Regions from separate parts of the Mus musculus genome. Here region 1 is linked to region 2. Evidence: chromatin contacts called from ENCODE Hi-C or POLR2A ChIA-PET data. All regions are on one chromosome and are shown on one strand. Each heading gives the region's core, a stretch centred on a gene start or an enhancer-like site at or near the end of the contact. The rest is flanking DNA. Distances are from core to core; before and after follow the strand shown.

The links. A loop is a pair of places that touch in the nucleus more often than their neighbours do. ChIA-PET counts read pairs that join two places held with the same protein, here RNA polymerase II (POLR2A).
Region 1: a map of heart shows a loop between it and region 2 (6-fold over the local background). The contact joins the promoter of Micall1 here to the promoter of Eif3l in region 2. A Hi-C loop is called at or near these places in 1 of 37 maps with a recorded cell type or tissue (heart). POLR2A ChIA-PET finds 5 or more read pairs at or near these places in 5 of 5 experiments (Patski and embryonic stem cell).

The regions. Positions count from the first base shown.
Region 1 is chr15:79,107,441-79,110,511 of GRCm38, forward strand. Micall1 (microtubule associated monooxygenase, calponin and LIM domain containing -like 1) reads left to right here and starts at 1,543. Exons shown (of 16, transcript NM_177461.1): 1 at 1,543-1,989. The coding sequence starts at 1,844.
Region 2 is chr15:79,073,576-79,076,817 of GRCm38, forward strand. It overlaps Eif3l (eukaryotic translation initiation factor 3, subunit L), which reads left to right and starts at 1,648. Exons shown (of 13, transcript NM_145139.2): 1 at 1,648-1,717; 2 at 2,196-2,244. The coding sequence starts at 1,685.

The DNA of each region.
Region 1 (3,071 bases), core at 293-2,792, 34 kb after region 2:
CAACAGTTTGGCCTTTACCTGATGAGCCATTTTACTGGCCCTATTATTTATTTGGAGACAGGGTTTCTATAACTCTGGTTGTCCTGGAACTCACTCTATATCCAGCTTACCTTCAACATCCAGAGACCCACCTGACTCTTGATTGTTGGGATAAAGGTAGCCACCATATCAGGCTCCAATTTATTTTTGAGACAGTTTTATATTGTAACCTCAGGATTCCTTCAAGCCATGTATGAACACTTGAGCCATTCTGCCCAGTTTTTTTTTTTGGGGGGGGGGCGGTTTCAAGACAGGGTTTCTCTGTGTAGCCCTGGCTGTCCTGGAACTCACTCTGTAGACCAGGTTGGCCTCGAACTCAGAAATCCACCTGCCTCTGCCTCCGAGTGCTGGGCTTACAGGCATGCACCACCAATGCCCAGCTTCTGCCCAGTTTTTAAGTTTTGAAACAAGTCTCTTGTAGCCCAGGCTGGCAAGCACCTCTCGGGCATAAACTACAAGGCTCTATCTTCATTTTCAAGATATGAAACTATAATTCAAGGTGACACAAGATCACGTTGCTGGGGAGGGAGGGAACCAGGATTTGAGCCTGGGTTAACAGAACTCCAAAATCCTGTTTCAGATGACTAAAACCCTGTTCATTCCCTCAGAAGGGAGCAGCAGACTCATTCCTACAAGCTACACATAGGTCAGAGTGATGTCACCATCTCTGCGGGGCTGATTCATCAGCCTGGGTTTATTTAGGAGGCGCCTCTGGGGGAGGGGTCTCCTGGTGGGGTCTTGAAGAAACTATCAAACCAGGCGTTGGAAGCAGAGGTTTTCCTCTGTGTCGGTTTCTAGGTCCTTTCAGCAAGAGCCCAGCCATTCTAAAAGTTGAAGAGACAGAGCCCCGGAAGGATCTATGATCCCCTAGTTTACACGGAGAGAGGGAACCAGAAAGGACCAACTTGGTTGTGGGGTCCCCAGCCTGTCATACTACATAGCTCTCTGGCCTGGTGGTAGTAAAGGTGTTTGGATCCCCTAGGCAGGCCGTGGGGGGAGGGGCGGGCGTTCGAAGTGTTGTAGCGCGGTGGGGTATGGAAGAAAGCTGGTGGCCATCTGGAGGTCTGGGATCTGTGGGGAAAGTGCCTCGACTTTCAGACCAGTCGTGGGTGTGGTTCAGAGAAGTCAGTGAGGAGAATCTGAAGGTTCCTAAGGGTGAGCTTGAGGCAGGCTAGCAGCAAAGCCAGAGTGTCCCACCTCTTGGGGTAGGAGGGCCTGGGGAGACTGCGGGGTGGCGTTGGGGAGGGGCTAGCCAGCGAGGAGTTGTCCCTTCTTCCAGGAGGGGCTCCCCAAGGGAAGGGTTGACTCGATCTGGAGGAGAGGGGCTATGTGGGGCGTCCGCCCTTCCGGGGAAGGGGCTCGACGGCGGGGGCGGGGCCGCAGGGTGGGGCCCCATCCTCCTCGCGCTCCCCCGCGACGCGGGCGGGCAGGGGCGGGGACGGAGGCGGTGGGCGCCCGCGGCCGGCCCACAATGAGGACAGCGGGCCGCGGTGAGTAAGCGGCGGCCGCCCGGGCCGGGCCACGCGGGGCGGAGGCTTCGCGGGCAGGTCGGGGCAGGCTGGCCGGGCGGGGTCGGGAGCCGAGTCCGCAGCCCTAGCCGCGCCAGAGCGGAGCGAAGACACCGAGGCCCCGCCCCGGCCGCCGGTGGCGCCCCGACCTCCGAGCCGCGCCGCAGACACAGCCGGAAACTGGCCCTGCCGGAGCGCAAGCGGCAGCCCAGTGCCACCTGACCCCGAGTCGGAGCCACACGAACCGGAGCCCAAGTCCGAGCCCCAGTCCGGGCCGTCTCCGAGCCGGGCCTGCCATGGCGGGGCCGCGGGGCGCTCTCCTGGCCTGGTGTCGCCGCCAGTGCGAGGGCTACCGCGGCGTGGACATCCGCGACCTGAGCAGCTCCTTCCGGGACGGCCTGGCTTTCTGCGCCATCCTGCACCGGCACCGGCCCGACCTGCTGTGAGTGCCCGGGGTGCGCGAGCGAGCACGCGGGGCTGGGGACCGCCGCTCCCCTCAATGACGCGGTGGCACGCGCCGCCCTGAGAGGTCCGGGACCTCACACCCGCCGCTTCTGAACGCGGAGCAGGGCCACCCGAGACCCCAAGACCGTGCACCCCCTCCCCCACCTCGGGCCACTGGTGTCAGGCTCTGACCTCTAAGAGGGAACTCTGACCCGTCCTTCGGGACGTCGTTACTCTAGGCTCCAGCAGAAATACTGAGCCTCGCTTCCTCCATTGGCGTCAGAGCATAGTAACCCCAAACTTGACTGTAGGAGATGAGAATATGCCACTCCCCCAGTTAGGCTTCCTTTAAGTTCGAGCTGGTCCCCGGGTGCTCTGGGAGGCTGACTTCTTTCTAATAGAAATTTACATCTTTGTAAGGGCACCTACCGGAAAGGGTCTTCAGAAAGAATGCGGCCCCAGATCACTTCCTACCTGGGAGAAGCTGCCGGGCTTCGGCTTTACTCACTTCCCCATCCTTCCCTCCCCTAGAAGACAAACCCCATTCCTTTCTATAGATAAGCGGCTATCATCCGGCACAGCAAGTCCCATATTTTGTGGGACTTCCGTGGGAATGTAGGTCATTAGTTTTAATTCTCTCTTCAGCTAGTTTGCCATTTACATTTAAGGCGCAAAGAACCTAGAGGGATGGAGGAGAAAGCTTTTGTAAGGCACTTTGGGCAGATACTCTGTAGGGCACTAACCCCGTTTCTGGCACAGGGTTCCTAGCTAAATGGCTGTCAGGTGACTGCGGGTACACTACTTCCCCAAACCACCTCGATAGGAATCTGTCTAGGTGTATGGTCCCGCGGCTCTGCTGGTTACAGTGGGGAACAAAGATGGAGCAGAAATTAGGAGCCAGGCAGGGGAGGTCTCTAGTGCAGCTGACAACTGCCAATCTGAAGCTTCCGGCTGGAATGTGGATCCCTCCTACCTGAGCTTCTCAGAAGGGTCTCCCCGGAAAATATAATCAGACCCACAGGACAACCAACCGAGGCGGCCTTCTACTCAGCTTTCTTCCCTTAGCCCTGGGATCTCTTT
Region 2 (3,242 bases), core at 398-2,897:
TAGCTGTCCTCAGACACTCCAGAAGAGGGAGTCAGATCTCGTTACGGATGGTTGTGAGCCACCATGTGGTTGCTGGGATTTGAACTCCTGACCTTCGGAAGAGCAGTCGGGTGCTCTTACCCACTGAGCCATCTCACCAGCCCACCCATGTACTTTCTATGACTAGTTTGAGACACTCATTGCTCTGTTCTCAGGTGCATCTTACATTGTTCTGAGTACATCTATCCCCTAATGCTAGTGCTTAACCTATGGCAAAACATCTTGGGGTGTGGGTGTGGGGTGAGGGGTATGGGTGTGGTAGTACACACCTCTGATCCCAACACTCAGGAGGCAGAGGCAGGTGGATCTCTGAGTTTGAGGTCATCCTGGTCTACATAATAGACCCTAGGACACCCAGAATTACATAATAGAAAGATCCTGTCTAAAACCAAATGAGCAGGGAGGTAGCTATGCAAGCCTTTAATCCCAGTAAGCAGGGGGCAGAGGCAGGTGGATCTCTTGAGTTCAAGGGCAGTCTGGTCTACAGACTGAGTTCCAGGACAGCCAGGGGTACAGCTGGCTGATTTTTGAAAAATCAGCTGTAACTCCAGAGGATTGATGCCCTGTGTGCATAATTCACTCATACAGAGGAATAAATAATCTTAAAAGTAAGGTCTTTATTAAACCCTAATTCTTTCTTGCTTAAATAAACCAAAGCAACCAGACAGGCAAACAAAAGGAACGACTTTAAGGAGTCTAGGGCTTAAGGAGCCAGGGGGGAGAATGGCAGTTCTAAATAGGACGCTTTGAGTAGAGGGCGTTGATTAGCAACACTCGTCCAGCAAACTCCTGTCTTCAACAGAGAGCCAGGCAGTGATACCGGGGTCATTTGTACTAAAGTCTGGTCAGAGGTAAGCATGAGTGCCGAAGCCCAGAGTTGTGTACCTGGCTGTAATAAGCAGAGATTGTTGTGACCCGGAGACAAGGATGCAGGTGCCCAAAAGGTAAGGCAAATCAGCTGTTCAGGGATTGGTTCTCGCCTTCCACCATGTGGGTCTCCCACATCGAACTCAGGTCGTTAGGCTTGGTGTCAAGGGCCTTCACCAGTTTGGTCATCCTGAGTGTTCTCAGGTTGATTTTTTTTTTTTTTTTTTTTTTTTTTTTGGTGGTGGTGGTGTGGGGGAGAAATTTCTCGCTGCAGGCAAAACCGTTTACACCTAAATCTAAGGTCAGGAACGCTACATCTTAGCAGGTCACTTGTCATCGTCTCTGTACCGTTTTCTTCTGATTTCTCTTTATTTTTGTTGTTGTTGTTTTGGAGACCCCGCTTTATAATCAGATTGGCCTGGAAATAACTAACTTTGGTTATCCTCGAATTTGTTGCAGTCTCCTGCCTCCGCCATCCTTGAGATGGCAGATGTGAGTCAACAGGGTCTAGGCATTCTTCCCCTTTATCGCTTGCCCGCCCCTACTTCTGCGTGCACACCATACTCCACAATAATGTCCTTTGAAAAGCCCGTTTTGCAGGGAGGAAGGAACTCTGATAGTTTAGGAACTCCGTCCTTCCAATCAGAGCTACTTCGCTTCCCCGGCGACCCCGGAAAGGCTTTCGGGCAGGTTGGGCTGGGCGGGACTTCCGGTCCGGCCAAGCAGGCGCGGAGTTCTTCTTCCGCTCTCTCCCACGGGCTTCTGGAGCGCCGTAGCCATGTCTTACCCCGCTGATGACTACGAGTCTGAGGTAATGAAGCGGTGAGCGCGTGGCGGGGTCCGCGGTGGGCACCCGGTTCGGTGGGATCTGTCCCCGAGGTGAGGCGGCGTCCAGATCGGGCCGGAACAAGCGGACCTCGATCATTCCGGCCCTCCCGGCCCCGGGTCTCCTCCCCGGGTCCCTCCTCTGCCGGCCGTATGTCCCCGCGTGTAGTCGCAGTCAGTCGGAGGCGGGCTGAAGGGTGTTTAATGCTGAGTTCTTGGCTCTCATGGCGTCTGCTTCAGACGGGGCTATTACTGTGTTTTTCTTGTCTTGTTGCACCTGTAAGCGTGTTTTGTGCTTGCCCGGGGTCCCTTTTCTCTCACACATGTGAAGCCCTCCGAGGTAGCGACTGTCAGTCTTATCTGAGTAGTATGTTTTGCCTCCTGCTTGACATGGAGGCCCGAGGACGAGCATTTTTGGAGTCCCCATTTGGCGTGTCTCCCTAACTTTGTCTCTTTCCTTGCAGGCTGCTTATGATCCCTACGCCTACCCGGGCGACTATGATATGCACACAGGTGAGGCTCTCAGTTTGCCCGGCTGTCTCTTGCCTTCCAAGGATTGGCACTTTTTTCTTTGACCATCTCAGCGTTGACTCCCAACAGGGACCTGTTAAAAACTGCGTCCTAATGGAGTGGTGGAGTCGGCCATTAGGTCTGATTGGTAGGGTTGTGAAGAGTCTAATTAAACCAGGCCTTTTTTGTGGTCTACCTGCCCACGTCAGAAGAGGACCATCACTGACCCGGCTAGGTTTTTCTTACTTGGGGCAGATTTTATTTGTTATACTGGGGTGGAACCCAGAGCCCCATGCTTGTGGACGGTCTCTGAACCACACCCACAGCCCTCCTCCCTGAGCTGTCTGGCCAAGGTCAAAAAGCTTTGTGGCTTTGTTGTTTGGGTGCCGGAGATGAGATTAAACCACACACTCCAGCCCCAAAGAAGGAAATCTTGGTGTGAAAATCTTCCTTGATTCAAACCAAGTCTAAGTGAAATACTTTGGGGAGGCTTTTGAAGTTTACCGAAATGTTCTAGTCACTTTGAGATTAAGTAAGTACCAAGTGGCTTGCGATGCTCACAGCATGTATTTTATTGGCCCTTACAGTAGAGTAGTTTTACAAAGTAAGCATGTTAATGTGTCTTTAAAGGTGAAAGAAAATAGCGTACTATGCATCATTTGGTTAGAAAGTGAGTTTCCTTTCCTGTTTTTTAAAGATGGGGGTCTCGTTATGTAGCTCTGGCTATCCCGGAACTCACTATATAGAGCATGCTAGCCTCACAGATTCAGCTGTCTGAGGGTTGGGATTAGCAGTGTGCACCCACCTACCCAGCTGAGAAGTAACTTTAATGGTATGTCCTGAGGGACAAGGACAGTGGGCTGGGATTGAGGATGACGGCTGACCTTAGACCCTTGCCCATGCTGGGCAAGCAGTCTGGGACTGAGACTGAACTCTATCCCCGGCCCCTTGGGGTGGTCCTGCCCCGACGTGTCATCAGGAGCCTGGGAGCACTCTGTCGT